Regions from separate parts of the Homo sapiens genome. Here region 2 is linked to region 1. The links are chromatin contacts, found by Hi-C in ENCODE. All regions are on one chromosome and are shown on one strand. Each heading gives the region's core, a stretch centred on a gene start or an enhancer-like site at or near the end of the contact. The rest is flanking DNA. Distances are from core to core; before and after follow the strand shown.

The links. Hi-C counts contacts between places; a loop is a spot of excess contacts on that map. Pooled maps may share reads with other maps.
Region 2: a map with no recorded cell type shows a loop between it and region 1 (8-fold over the local background). The contact joins the enhancer-like site here to the promoter of LINC02703 in region 1. A Hi-C loop is called at or near these places in 4 of 37 single-sample maps with no recorded cell type and 4 of 50 pooled maps.

Annotation. Positions count from the first base shown.
Region 1 is chr11:115,915,284-115,922,891 of GRCh38, reverse strand. LINC02703 (long intergenic non-protein coding RNA 2703) reads right to left here and starts at 3,256. Exons shown (of 7, transcript NR_187258.1): 1 at 2,581-3,256. RefSeq lists an enhancer at 3,411-3,560.
Region 2 is chr11:118,006,435-118,014,042 of GRCh38, reverse strand. It overlaps SMIM35 (small integral membrane protein 35), which reads left to right. Exons shown (of 5, transcript NM_001394165.1): 4 at 163-295. The coding sequence ends at 262. Among named protein-coding and RNA genes, the nearest start is that of IL10RA, 24 kb to the right of the region's middle. RefSeq lists enhancers at 2,808-3,308, 3,454-3,553 and a silencer at 4,078-4,127. Within about 2 kb of position 2,947, at least 21 of the 41 ENCODE cell types and tissues checked have a DNase peak (open chromatin) inside an H3K27ac peak, as active enhancers do.

The sequences.
Region 1 (7,608 bases), core at 2,007-4,506:
GGGAGATAAATAGTATCCCCAAAATGGTGCTCGCCTAAGAGAATGGTGGCAACTTGATTATTTGTGGGTGGTGTATTCACTTTGCAAGATATCTCTGGCCTTGTTACTGTCCAGAAAAATTCAATTAGGAGATAGCAAGGACAGCGATGGGACAAGGGAGGGGAGAAATGAGGAGAGGGCAGGGCAAGAGGGAGAGACCATGAGTGTGCTGTGGGAAGGGAGAGGTGGAAGAAGAGAGCTGGGGCACACACAGCTCTGAATGCAATTCAACAACAAGTATTTATTAATTGTCTATTATTTGCCTGGCACTTTACTGGGCACTGGGGACATGGGGAAGAATAAGCACAGTCCCTGCCCTAAATCTGACAGGGGATGCTGCCATGTAAACAGACATTGCAGCACACTATGAGGTGCTGTAGTAGAGGCTATCGCTGCATGTACAGGGAGAAGAGGCATAAAAATGGAGAGGAAGTCAGGAGGAGTTAAAAAAAAAAAGCCACATAGAGATCAGAGGACACTTTAGAGGAAACCATGAGGATGAATTTGAGTTCACCTGGTGGGGCAGTATAGGGGCAAAGGAGGTTGAAGGGAGGACATTCCAAGAATAAAAAATCAAAGGAGCAAATGGGCACAGTATATTCAAGGCAGAGTGGGTAGTCCCTGGGGAGAGAGAAGGGAGCAGAGAGATGCCTCTGCAGAAGTCTCCTGGGACCAGAACATGAAGAACATGAACAATACCCCAAGGAGTAGGGCTTTTGTCTAGGAGACACCCAGGGTTATCAAGCAGCAGTTTTGGGTGCTCCTCTCTTATAGAATTACGCTCTCTCTCCTCTACGGCCACAGACAATCAAGGGTGGGCAGCAGTAAGTGGGGCTTACAAGGGGCTATTCATCTTTCTTCAGCAGACTTTTGAGCACCTCTCCTTCTTCTTTCCATCTCAGCCTCACATCCTTCCAGTAAGAGACAAAATGATTTCAGATCAGGGCACAACAGATGGAGGCACAAAAACACAGAAAGATTGGGGGCTTGCCCAGGGGTGCTCAGTGTCTGCTCTGGGTCCAGCTGCCCTGTCCCACTCCTGACTCAATTACTCCATCATCCAGATTTAACTGATGAAAACCATTAATCACTGAACTGGTCAAGGTCGAAAGGATGAAATCCTGGAATGACCAACCAGCAACCAAAACCATGCACATCCTGGATACCTTGCCTAAAGCTCAGCACAACAATGCAAAGCGTGTATCAGTTTCCCATGAGAAAACTAAAGCTCGCAGAGATTATGTAACTTACTCATCATCACAGAGCTAGTGAGAGACTGAGTTGGGATTGGAAGCCAGGTATAGTTGACACAATGGCCTGTTTTCTGTTTACCATCACTTATCAGAACAGTAAGAGTTAGGGGAAAGACGGGATGGAGACTGGGTGGAGATGGCATCCAGAATTGATCCAGTGCCAAGGACTAGAATCTTGTTAATTCCACTCTATGATGTGTTAGAAACAAGGGGGTGGGAGAGGACAACATAGTTGTGTTAGTTTTGTGTTGCCATTTTTTTTTTAAATCTCTGAGATGTCCCAAAATGTTGACTTTGTAAATTTGTTCAGTGAGGAGGTGGGTAAACACAAGCATTCGGAATGTGAACAGCATCATCCAGCCAGAACGCCCAGCAGGTTTGCAGAGGTAGATGTAAAACACTACAAACAGCATGCGGGAGCAACCAGCTCTCCCTGAGAGGGAAGTATAGCCTCAGCATGGAACTGGAAGCCCCCTAGAAGGCCATGGCATGCTGAGAGGGAGGAGAGGCACTCTGCCAGGCCTTCCAGCTATCCCTCGGGGCCCTCTCTTCAGGAGGGCAAGGCCGTACAGTTCACAGCACACCCATTTCAAGCCTCAGTGAGTTCAGTGAAATGCCATTTCCCCAGGTCAGCATTTTACATTACACCAGCCCAGTATCCCTGCTTGACTGCAAAGCATTAACTAGGGCCCTGCCTCAATCAAACATGCTGCCATGGTGTGACAGGATGCATTCTGTGTAACGACAGGCAGAATGTCAGAGACCTGGGGAGGAAAGCTTGCAATCTGTCCAACAGTGCAACGGGAAGCTCAGGAGTTACTGAGCACCTCGTCATTGGAAGCATCCAAGAAGACATTGGATAGGCATCTACATTGCATAGTGTACTGGAGTCACATTTGGTCTGAACTGGAATTCTGGCTCTACCATTTATTGGCTCAATTTCCTGCAGCCTCAGTTTACCCATTGGAAATGGGGGGAAATAAGGGTATCTATCTCACAGGGTTGTTGTGAGGAGAAGATCATGCATAAAAATGGCTTAGCACAGTGCTCCATAAATGAGAGAGACAATGATGAAGGTGAAGGTGCTGGCGATGGCGGTGGTGAGTATATAAAGAGGAAGAGGAGAGTGAACACATTCTTGACTCTGAAGGGAGTTTAATGAGGAGCAGTTGCAATGGGGCACTCTGTAGAACTTGCCATTTTGACAGCCCTGCTTCCATGTGGAGAGCTAAATAGAGGAGGCTCTGGGAAAGTTATCCCACAATAAAACCCACCCAGCCCTTCCTACCTTCGTTGTGAGTCAGACACATTCTCCCATGCCTAACCCTGCCTATGTTCTCTCCCAGAACTCTGGACAGAGAGATACAATTCAGCCAATTAGAGCACTGCTTAATTGCTAGCATTTTGCAAACCACTGCCTTATTGGCTAGAAGGGCAATAATATCAAAAAGACCTCCTGGTGACTTCACAGTTGGGAAAAATAGATGCTCCTAAGTCATCCCTTCTACCCTCCTCTAAGTAACAAACACCTTTCTCCCCTGGGGAAATTTCTTCTTTCATTTGCTGTAAAGTGACTTCTGCTGAAGTGTGTGTTTTTGAAGTGGAAAATTGAAAGCACATGATTCATTCCAAAAGCAAACTGTTAGTTCACAGCTGAGAAATCACTTTGCTATTGGTCCAAAGAGTTGCTTCTCAGGTTTGAGGGGGGCAAATTTGTAACTCCACTTTCACCCTCTCCGACTACAGAACCACTCCATTGACAGACCAAGAGCCAGAGAAATGAAGATCGAAATAGCACCTTTATTCCTGATAATGTTAAATTAGAGGGGGTGGCTTGTGTCAGACCAGAATGACCTGCTACTCTACCCCTGAGCTGATCTGATCCCCCAAAACTTCAGGCTTCCCCAGTCGGGGCAGAGCCAGCCCCACGAATCTTACCACATGGCTGACAGCAGAGCTTGTGTGTTCTCCCAGGGCAGGCATATACCAAAAGAGAGGGAGAGGGAGGGGAAGAGAGTGAGTCATACATAAACTCAAGTGACAAATCACTCCTAGCTGGGTCAAAAAGGGAGTAGAGAGGGGCCAAGTGTGTGGGGTCAGGGAAGTCCCTCTATATGAAAACTAGAGAAGGAAGGGGATAAAAATTCCCCAGATTTTTGTTATCTTAACCAGCTGGGCTTAATGTTTAACCCCTGGACAACCAGGTATGTGGTCATCTGGCTCCAGGAGGGGATGAGCTAACTATCTGAGCAGGAGGTCGCTCCCCCAGCATCAACTTCTGTTCCTTCCTGTGCCTTCCTGGGACCATCCTAAGACACTGTTGATTTCACTTCCATAAGCCTCTGAGATGAGCCAGAACAGTGTGTTAATAAAATCCAGTCCAAGGCTATGTTGTGTCTAAGACTGCAAGTTCAGAGCCTGTTCTATTTCCAATCCAAATTGATGTCCAGCCACATGGACCACTAACCTCATCAGAGGTTCTGTAATGAGGTTTAATAGCAGAGTGAAGATACTTCAATAATAAAATGCATAAAGAGCTAATAAAAAATGCATAAAGATTTCTTCAATAATAAATGGGAAAATAAGATGTCCCAAATTTGGATATAAACCCTTCCCATTATCAAATTCCTAGGGAAAAATTTAGAGATTAAAATCCCAAAGAGATTAAAGTCCAAAATCAAAGTATTTAGCCCTTGCGAATTAAAGCCCAAAGAAAGTCCAAATTGCCCAAGTTACATTTAAGTTTAAAGCAGTGGAGATCCTCCCCAGTTCCCTACTCTGCTCAGTCTCAGGCAGCAGCACTCTTGGTGTCTGAGCAGAGGGAGGAACTCCGTGAGCAGCTGGATCCTGAGTTGGCTTCCACTGGGGTGTATGTGTGTACCTCCTCAGAACCTCAGAAATGAGATCATTCAACTCCAAGCCTCTCATGCACTCCCTTTTTTAACAGCCCAAATAATTAATAGCACATTAAAGCTTATCAAAGCTCTCTCCTGACACCAATAAAATTTAGAAAACCAGGCATTCTGAAGCCCCTACAGCAGTTGTCCCAGGCAAAATTATGTGCCCAGCCCCAGTGCTCAGTTTTGCCAGAGACCATAGCAGAGCATCCTGGTACCTGAGGGAAGCAGGAAGCCAGAGATGGTCCCGGTCCAGCCCTAACAGGTTCCCATCAGTGCCTGCCAGTATCCCAGAGTCCATGACCTTTACCCATCAATCACAGGGTTATTCCTGGCACTGTTTTATTAATGCCCTGTTTCTCCCTCCATGGAGAACACCACCATATCCCCACATGCCTGGACTCTCCTCTGCTGGAATTGGCCTCTCCCTGCTGGCACCTCCCAGGCCAGGGCTCAGCACCTGAAATGGCAGAATATTGGCTGCTCCAGCAAGGAGCCAGACTGGGATGGAAATTTCAAAGGAAATATCCAGAAACTGGTTTCACAGCTCAAAACCCTCACTCTTGTCAAGGGTATTAAAAAAATAAGTGTGTGGGAGGTTGACAGGAAGGTATTTGTGAAGAGGGCTTCTTTAGAGACAGGTGAGCTGTGAGTTCCACCTCCCTAAGGGGAGAGGCAGGTGTAACTGTACCTTATCTCCAGTCTGCTAGGGGGTCTTCAATGGGACCACTCAGACAGCAGAGTGTATGTCCCCTGTAGTGTGGGAGAATGAGTGCCTGACATGTGACCTTCACCTGTAAAATCTGGGTGACAGAAGGGAGGAAAGCAGAGGAGGTGGCACATGGGTGAGTTGCTCTCCCAGTATCTGCTCAGGCAAAGATGCCTAAGTGTTTCCTAGGGTTTTCATATGGGCTTTGCAAGCAAGAGAGCTGGGATGGTACAAAGTTAGGCCCTGCCCACTGGGCCGCATGCAGGAACAATGGGACCTCTGCCGATACAAGCTGACCATTCAACCCCTGCCCTGTTGCAGGCACTGGCTGGGGAGAGAGAAACCAGCTATAACTTTGTATGAAGTTGGAAGCTTTGACCATTACATGGGATCAGGCATTCTAAATATGAGTTCAATCTAGATATGATTTCAGGTATCATTGAACATTTTATTTCCCCCAAAATATTCCTAAAGGTCATGGATCTTTCCATGTACATATTTGGGGTTAGTAGAACTTTCCTCCTTAAGTAAATGTAAATAGTGGGAAATCAAGAAAGTTGCTTTGTGATTTCATTTCAAGCTTTTTCAAAGAACAGGTCACAGTGGCATAGCACTCTTACAGATTCTTCTTTACTTAACTTGCAGCATGGTTATCTGTGGACACATCTCATCTCTGGCCAGTAGACTGTAAGCTTCTTGTAGACAGGTGTCTTCTTTATCGATTACAACTCCTTTCTGAATGTTTGGAACATGGCATGTATTCAGTAAATATCTGAGGATAAAACGAAAACAGAAAGGAAGGGAGGATGGGAGAGACAGAGAGAGTGACAGAGAGAGAGAGAGAGAGAGAGAGAGAGAAATGAGAGAGTCAGAGCATCCGTGAGACTCTTGTGCAGCAAAGATCAGTTCATCAATAGAACCAGAGTACTATGGGGCTAGAAATTGATGGGCATCTTCCCCACATGCTGCCATGTATTTTTTGTCTTTGAAGCTTTTGCCACAGATTACCCTCTGGTCCAGAACTGCACATAGCCACTCACTGCTGGCCATTAGTCACAGGTCAGATGAGCAGAAATGCTGCTGGGCTAGTCTAGAGATTGCTGGCTAGGAGTCCAGAGTTCCTGGTACTGGGTCTGGGCATTCATGCCCGGAACTCTTCATTGCCTCATCTAGTAAGTGGGGATGGCAATGTCTCCTCTGCTAAGCGGTCAGGGTTATTATGTAGAGTATTTGGAAAGAGCAGGTTTCAAAAGTGATTGCCAGGTGCTGGCACCTGCCCCAGATTTCAGCTGCCCTTTGAGAGGCTGTCATAACCCACATAGGCTGGGCCCTGGGGGCTTCCCTCTCAGGCTGGGATCAGAACACTACAATGTAGACAGCTTAGGAGATCCTGGGCCGGGCCCTTCCTCTCTTCATGACTGCAGCCCTCCCCATTTCGCCTGCTCTCCTGAGGACTAAAGGGTTAATGAGTAGGAAAATAAGAGAGATTTTAGTGCCTGCTCTGTCTTTGCAATGCTGCCTTTTCCCTCTTTGACACTTTGCCTTCACAGTCCATTCTATAAAACGGGCTCCGAATGTGCACTGATGTTGTCCTGCTGCAGTTAGTGATGAAGCCACATCAGAGCCTCTCTTGATGCTGCTTCTCTAAACTGTGGTGTGCATATGAGACAGAGACAAAGAAAGAAAAAGAAAAGGGAGGAGGAGGAGGAGGAGGAGGAGGAGGAGCGAGGGGGTAACAGGGAGGGAGGAAAATAAAGAGAGGGAGGGAGAGGAAAAAGAGGGAGACTTACCATCTCTCTGTATTTTTAATTACATAAATAATACATGTTCATTGTAAGAAGTCCCATAATAAAGGGATGTGTTTTTAAGTGAATGGTCTCACCTTACCTCTCTCCTTCTATCTTGAAGTAAGTCTGGGGATCTCCCTGAAATCTTATGAACTCCAACGTACTTATTTGACCCCACAAATCCTCTGCTTCTCACCTAACCTCACCCCTCCTGTGTTCTCCTACACACACACACCCCACATCCTTGTCTCTCTGCTGCCTCACAAATCTCTCCCAGGCTAATTTGTTCCATACCCTTCTATAGGCAAAGCCTAGTACATCATAATTGCCAGCCTGGTCTAGAATCCACTGAACTATTCTATGTGTCCTTCACTTTGGAGAATCCTGAAATAGCCACCATAAAATTCCCTTGGCAGTCCCTTCCTAAAGAGGAGGGCCATCCTACAGACACCATTAGGAAGATTGTAGAACTGAGCAGGGAGGTACCACTGTGAGACTAACATCAATGAAATGCGTCTGAACATTTCCAGAGCTGAGCAAACCATATGTCTTCATAATTTGATTGTGTCCTGGTCCCAGAGGCACCTCCAGCTCTATTGAACACCGATGGAGTTATTTAGGATCATAAATAATATTATCAGAGAGGGTCCACTGGGTAAACAGAGTCAGTGTGTAAATTGTCGGAGTGAGATATTGATTGTTCTTAACTGACTAATGAATTATTCTGTTTAAGAGCCCATAGAAATAGTGCATATCATTTCAAGGCAATAGGGCCTTTGAAGGATTTTCTTGACAAGCAGCTTCTATCTAGTAGTGTTGGCTGCCATAGCTGAGGAACAGCACTTCATCAGCCACTGTGCCACCACAGGAAAATAACAGGCAACCCCATGGTGCAGGGGCCCCAGAAGGAGTTATGAGGTCCA
Region 2 (7,608 bases), core at 1,698-4,197, 2.1 Mb before region 1:
GGCTGTACCTCCTTTGGCCCTGAGAGATGATTATGGTAAGTGGCCCACTTCCTTTTCTGGAAGACAAGTCAGTGAGTTGGTGCCCTGGAGTCAAGGGAGATGGGGACCCAGGGAGAGGCTAGGTTATCAGCTCCAGTAGCCTGATTGGATCATCTTTTTCAGGAACCTGAAGGATCTGGAGATGGGTCCACCCTTCACCATCAGTGGTCACATCAGCAGCACAGATGGTGGCTACATGAAGTTCTCCAACGGGCTAGTCTGATGCAGAGACAGCAACTTGTGAAGCCCTGGGGAGGTGAGTTGGAGTTGGGAGAGCTGCCGAGTGAGCCTGATGTCCAAGTAAGGTCCTAAGAGGGTCCAGTCACCCAAGCCTCGCACCAAGGACCACTTGGAACCCAAAGAGATTATTTGGTTCATCCCCTGTCTTCTGGTGCCGATCTCAGGCTTGGGTCATGTTTTCCCCCACCCGCTTCTGGCACTGGGCCTGCCCTGTTTCCTCCTGTCCACCCAATCCATGCCCGGCCTTTCCTTCCTGGGAAGGTTCTGTTTGCATTCAAGGTGGAAGCTTCTAGAGCACAGCTTTTTATCTTAACTCTTGCTCTGAGATAAAATTTCCAGATGGCCAATATCTCCAAGAAGCATCACTCTAGCACTTCAGTTCTGAGCTTTCTGAGCCCAGGAGCCTCCCCTGCTTCATGGCCCGCCAACTCTGGCCACACGTTCCCTTGCCTGCCTTTAAGCCCATCCCTTCCCCACATCTCAGTTGCTTTTTCCCATTCAAACCATTTCTCTCTTGGGCAGTTCTTGCCCCTCCCAGGCTCCCCTGGACTGCCCTCATCCCCTCGGATCTTCAAGGCCTGGCCTGGCCCCTCATTGTGGAGAATGAGGGGGTCTCCTCTGGATACGCCACCAGCCTATGGTATGGGAGTCCTGGGGAGTCAGGCCTCTGGGAATGGAGTCTGGCTGGGCAGCAGCGGCTTTCTCTCAGAACTAAAAGAGGCCACCATTCCTCAGGAGGAATCTAGATCCCAGGAAGCCCCTGAGCCTGTAGGAGGGGTCACAGATGTCCTGGAGAACCAGCCCTGCCCAGTGCAGTCCAGTGTGGGCAAGGCCTCCAGACACCAGCAGGGAGCTTCTTTATGTAGTATCTCCAGTTACCTGCCCTTGTAGGGTTGACCAGGGGCCAGAAAGCCACTCATAGCTTCAATAAGCAAAGTTATACAGAGGTGATTCCAGACATGGTTTTAACATTCCCACCTGAGGCCAACTTCCCTGAAGACTGAGCTGGGCCTCGACTCTGCCCTGCCCCCTCTGTACTTGATTCCAGCACTTTCAACCCTCCCCCTGCCCCATCCCCAATCTGGGCCTGTTCTCTTACTGCTCAAGGCCTCAGTGCCTCCCAAACATGGCCAACTCCCAATTTTGATGTGCAGTGCTGAGAACAGTCTAGAAACATGTTCTTGTCGCCTAGGCTCCTGCAATGGGCTGGGCACGGGGGAGTGGGTGAGTTCTACATTACAGTGTTCTGCATTTCTTGTGCAAAGCCTGTCCTGTGGCAAAAGTGGGCCAGAAATGGTGGGAGTGTGAAGAGGAACCCAGGCGAGGCTGAACAAACCAGATAATGCACCAGGGAAACCAGGAATCCACTGTAGTTTGGTAGACAGCAGGGCAGTTCCCCTCGTGAGTCATCACTCCTTTCTCCGGTCTGTGCCCTGCTGGACTGGAGGCAGAGTGTGCACAGGACGTCAGCTTAGAAGGTGCTTAGTGCAGACTTGTTCAAACCAGAGAGGCAGAGTCCTCGGGGCTCCTGTGGATGGAGTAGGGCAAGAGAAGGGAGCCTGTCACTGCTGAAACCTGCAGTTAGAACAGCCAGCTGCCAGCCTCTCTGCTAGCAGCCCAGCAACAGATGCAGGAGCCCAATAGAGCAAGTGGGAGGAGGAGGGAAGCTGTGTGATTTCTCTTCCTGTGCTCCCTTTCCCAAAGCCTCATTTCTCGTTTTGGGTTCTAGCAGATTGTAGAGGAAGGAAGGTGGGGAGCCTCACCAGCCCTTACCCCATTTTCTGCCAGGGTCTGGAGGCCATTCTCCCAGCATAGCCAGGCTTTGACTTAATTACCAAGTCTCTGGATTTGGAGGTCTTCAACTGAGTCTTCTGCCCCTGAGTAAGTGGGAGTGAGGAAGGCCCCTTAGTGGTTCTGAGACCCCTCCCTTCCTTGAAGGCCTCTTGGAATAGCAGGGAGGGGAGATGAGTTGTCTTCGGCTTCCTTCCTTGGATTTCAATTCTGAGGACTGGGGCCTCTTTCCTAACCCCTGAGGTTTGGGCCCCAGTAAAACTTTCTTTCTTTCTTTTTTTGAGATGGAGTCTTGCCCTGTTGCCCAGGCTGGAGTGCAGTGGCGGGATCTTGGCTCACTGCAACCTCCGTCTCCCAGGTTCAAAGGATCCTCCTGCCTCAGCCTCCCAAGTAGCTGGGGTTACAGGTGTGCGCCATCATGCCCGACTAACTTTTATATTTTTAGTACAGATGGGGTTTCACTATGTTGGCCAGGCTGGTCCCGAACTCCTAACCTCAAGTGAGCCACCCGCCTCGGCCTCCCAAAGTGCTGGGATTATAGGTGTCAGCTGCTGCACCTGGCCCGGCCCCAATAAAACTCTGTACCCGCACCCTGCCTAGCAGGGATCCTGGGTCTGCAGTCCATGCCCGGCCACCCTAGGCCCCCGGAAGTGCTCAGAACTCAGTAGCCTTGGGGAATCTTGAAAGGGAGGATGGGACCCAGGACCCAGGTGGCCCTGGCCCCAGGTCTGTGGCTTCAGGTGAGGAGACGGGGACAGCTGCCCGGGGCTGGGAGCACGGAGGGTATTTCCCATCCTCGGGAGCAGAACTGATACTGGGCGACTTCCTCTTTTAGGGCCCTCTGACGCACCCTCTGTCCCCTCAGCCTCCCCCTCTTTTCCTTACTTCCGCAGGCTACTGGCGAGCACAGCTTTCTTCACCCTTGGGGCCTGGGCCTTACCCCTGGACTTTGCGTGTTTCTGTTGAGGGCTCTAAAGGGCAGATTCCAGCTTGTTTAGAAACGATTCGGGAGCAGATGCCTGGAAACCCAGCCACAGGTTTGGCTGAGCCAGGCACTGGCTGGGACCCAGATCATAGCAGTGCCAGAGCCTCTCCCAACACCTTCCCGCTACCTTTTTACGGTTCTTCTTTCCACTGGCCCTAAGAGCCCAGAGGCAGTCACGGGGGCTGGGGGTCCAAGGGCTGGCTGGTCCGGGTTCCCCTGCCACGCTTTGGTGCCTTCTCTGGGGCTATTCTCCAGCCTGGGTGGCCTCTTGTCCCTGCAGCCCCTCCCCTCCTGGCCATATCTAGTCTCTGTGAGATGGCCCAAGTCCGTCTTTGCTGTGACTTCGCTCAGGGCTTGAGACTTGACACCAACCATTTTGATCTGAATTGCAGGTGGCCACATTTCCTCCATTTGTGCTGTTCCTCAACCAGGCTGAACCCTCTGCCAACAAAGTTATGTTCCATAGGTCTTTAGTAACTCCTAAAACTGGAGCGTGCTGGAGGAGGTCAGTGACTACTTGCCGAGTAGAGAAGAGACACCCAATGTAGCCACAGAAGGCTGCTTTGTCCTAGAAAATTGATCAAAATCATGATGAGGCTGGGAGGCGAAGAGGGAGCTTTTCTCTCCTCTAAGTTCTCCTTGAAGTCTTAATGATCTCGTCCCATGCCAGTGGCATTGGAGGGGGCCAGGTGCCAGGAGCCAGGAGGGCAGTGTCTCTGGTGCCCCTCTCTCTGCTTCAGGAGTCTGAGAAACTCAAAGTAGGAGCAGATGGGAGGATCATTATTATCTTTTTAAAAACTGCTTAGTGATCAAAAGGAGGAGCAGAGACTGTTTGCACAGTTCACAGTCCACAGAACACAAAGCCTTTTCTTGCATGGTACTGCATTTTGAGCCTTATGTCAAGCTTGAGACACAGGGATTATTCTTGGTCCCGTTTTACATATGGGGGCACTTGGGTCAGAAAAGCAGCATGCTTTACCCAAGTTCCACAACTGGCTACTGGCTGCACCAGAGCTGAGCAGAGTCTGCACCCTCACGGATGTAGCTGACATCAGGGCGTAAGGATGAGAACTGAATGTAGTATAAGGTCTGGTTCTGACCCTGCCCTGATGTGCTGTGTGGTCATGGGCTACTTACTCCACCTCTTTGGACATCTATTTCAGCATCTGGAATCAAAAGATTGGACTATTTTTCCAAGGCTTCTCCTGGTTCTTACCTGTAGGAGAGCAAAGACCTCATCTACTTTTTTTTTTTTTTTTTTTAAAGCGTCTGCATTCTCAGTTCTTAGCGTATAGCCTGGTCCATAGTAGGTGCTCAGTAAACAATTAAAAGATGCAAGTACAAAGTGTCAATATATCTTTCTAATTTAGGAGATGGCAGTTGAAAGGTGATGGCTGCAGTTCCCTAGTGGTCTAGGATTCTAAGCATTACTTAGCCTTTCCTTGACTCTGCGTGTGTCTGACCAGGTTCCAAGTCTGGCCCATTCCCAACCAACTTTACCTGTAGGGTGAAACGCTAACATTTGCTGAGCACATATCAGTGCAGGGCAGAGGCTTATGATGCGCGTCTTCATCCTCACAGCCTCACAGGTGAGGGAACAGAGGCCCAGAGTGCCGTGAAGTGATTTGTTCAAGGCCAAGCAAGAATCTATTTTCTTTATAGTCCTTTGTCACCCACTTCTAGCCTCAGTCCAAACTGGCAGCTATCCTAACATCCTTGGCCCCCAAGAACATACTCCTCCCTCCAGATGGTCTCTAATCTCTTTTTGGGGTCTCCTTGTGTGGTGAGAAGGGCGCTCAGGAGCCCAGTCCTCCCCAGGCCCCATCCTCAGCTCTGAGCTTCCCACTGACCCACTCCTCTTTCTTCCTTTTGTTTTTTTAGAACTTCCTTGACCTCCAAATCACCAAATTCTGCCCATTCTTCATGCCAGCTCAAATTTCCCTTCTCCAGGGAGACTTCTGTAAGACCCATGGATCTTGTGCTCTGCTGATTTTAAATACAGATAGTCTCAGGCCCCCATAACTTTATTATTGATTATTTCTTTGCATTCATTTATTCACGCTGCTTCCATAACATGCCAGGAACTATGCTAGGCACCATGGGGGCATCCAGTCTCCCTGAAATTAACCTTGCTTTCTCCTATTTGATGGGCATTTCTTGCAGGCAGAATCAGGTTTTAAACCTCTTCTGAGTTCTCCACGGTACTTTGCATGGCTCTGGCCATAGCCAGGAACTTCTCAGGAAATTGTGTTGAAATCTCTCTTCAGAACATCTTGGGCATTGCTTCATCCCTGGTGCAATCCTAGGTGCTCTGAAAACCAAAACTTTTGATCTCTCCCCATCCTTGACTACATTCAACCTTGTGCTCATGATCAGTTACATTTCTGAGAGAGAGCACACAGATGACGATTTTTCTATCTTAAAGGATAACCTAAGGAATGATCAAAACCGTGACAAGGCTGGCAGGTGAAGAGGGAGCTTTTCTCTCCTCTAGGTTCTTCTTCAAATCTTAATGGTCTTGTCCCATGCCAGTGGCATTGGAGGGGGCCTGGTGCCAGGAGCCAGGAGGCCAGAGTCTCTGGTGCTCCACTCTCTGCTCCAGGGGTCTGAGAAACTCAAAGTGGGAGCAGATGGGAGGATCATTATTATATTTCTAAAAACTGCTTAGTGATCTAAAACCATCTAGAAGCCGTGATATTTAAACAGATCTGGTACAAAACAGGAAGCCAGTGGCCTGGTGAATTCTCACACTTGGAGACCAGAAGTGAAAATGTTCTGCCTGCCCAGAGTAGCAGCAGGCCAGCAAAACAACAGGTGTGGCCGGGCACGGTGGCTCACGCCTGTAATCCTAGCACTTTGGGAAGCCAAGGCGGGTGGATCACTTGAGGTCAGGAGTTCAAGATCAGCCTGGCCAACATAGTGAAAACCCATCTCTGCTAAAACTACAAAAATTAGCCGAGCGTGGTGGCTCGTGCCTATAATCCTAGCTACTAGGGAGGCTGAGGCAAGGGAATTGCTTGAATCTGGGAGGCAGATGTTGCAGAGAGCTGAGATTGTGCCACTGGACTCCAGCCTGGAGACAGAGCAAGACTGTCAAAAGAAAAAAAAAAAAAGAAAGCAAGAAGTTGAAAAACAAATCAAGAAAAAACAGGTTGGGCAGTGCTGGAAGTGAGTTTTTATCTGCAGAGCTATTGGGTTGGTCTACTCCTCCCTAATCAGGAGGATGCGGTTTCTCATGATAAGCAGAGAACCACTGGGGGGATGATGGTGAGCAGTATAAGAAGTCACATCTTCGGCCGGGCACAGTGGCTCACACCTATAATCCCAGCACTTTGGGAGGCCAAGGCGGGTGGATCACAAGGTCAAGAGTTTGAGACCATCCTGGCCAACATGGTGAAACCCTGTCTCTACTAAAAATACAAAAGTTAGCTGGGCATGGTGGTGCCTGACTGTAGCCCCCACTATTTGGGAGGCTGAGGCAGGGGAATCTCTTGAACCCAGGAGGCAGAGGTTGCAGTGAGCCAAGATTGCACCACTGCACTCCAGCCTGGCAACAGAGCGAGTCTCAGTCTCAAAAAAAAAAAGAAGTTACATCTTCTATTCTAGTCCCATTTCCTCCCCTTGTAGCTGGTGAGCGCAAGCTCTCTGAGCCCCTGATGCTGTGTTTGTTTGTATAAGGCTGCCATTGGACCTGAGGACTCTGAGGTCCCTTCCAGCTGGGAGGCTATTTCAGAGCTCAGGTAACTCGGAATAATCCTTTTTCACCCACTTCTAGCCTCAGTCCAAACTGGCAGCTACTCTGACATCTTTGGCCCCCAAGAACCTACTTCTCCCTCCAGATGGACTCTAATCAGTTCCACAGTGCTGGGTGGGGGTGGGGAGTGGAGAAGGAGGTGGGTGGAGACACCCCTGTGTGTGTGTGCGTGTGCGTGTGTGTGTGTATGTACTACACAACTGAGCCAAGAAGGAGAAGGATCATGTCTGATGCCTTTTGTATTTCCAGAGGGCCTGCCCATGACAGAGGCTCAATGAATGTTTGCCCAAAGAGTGAATGCATGTTGAATGTTTTCATGGTCCTTTGCCTTGTCTCTTGACCACATCCCCTTGCCTTCCCATTTGGTCTATAGCCCTGAGTTCCTACAACACCCAAGAGTTGTAGGGTGAAAATTGCAGGGAAGGGATCCAGCATGATATGACTCAGCTAGGAAGATGACAAGCCTGAAGATAAAATTTAAAATAATAGATATATACAGGCTGCTTTTCTTTAGGCTCAGTCTAAATGCCTCCCAAGTATCTGTTCAGCCACAAGCTACCATCACCACTGTTGCCTTCTCATGTTTGGATACTATGCTTCTTCAAGTTCCTTACCACGAATGGAAGAAATTCATTCATCCATGCACTCATTTATTCATCAAAATTTATTGAGTATTGAGCACCCATTGCGATGTGTTAGGCATTGATTGGGTGCAAAGGACACAGAGAGAAATCAGAGGGGTTTTTGCTGCCCAGGAGCCTACAGTCAGTACTGCATGTAGCACACTCAGGGGTAGCAA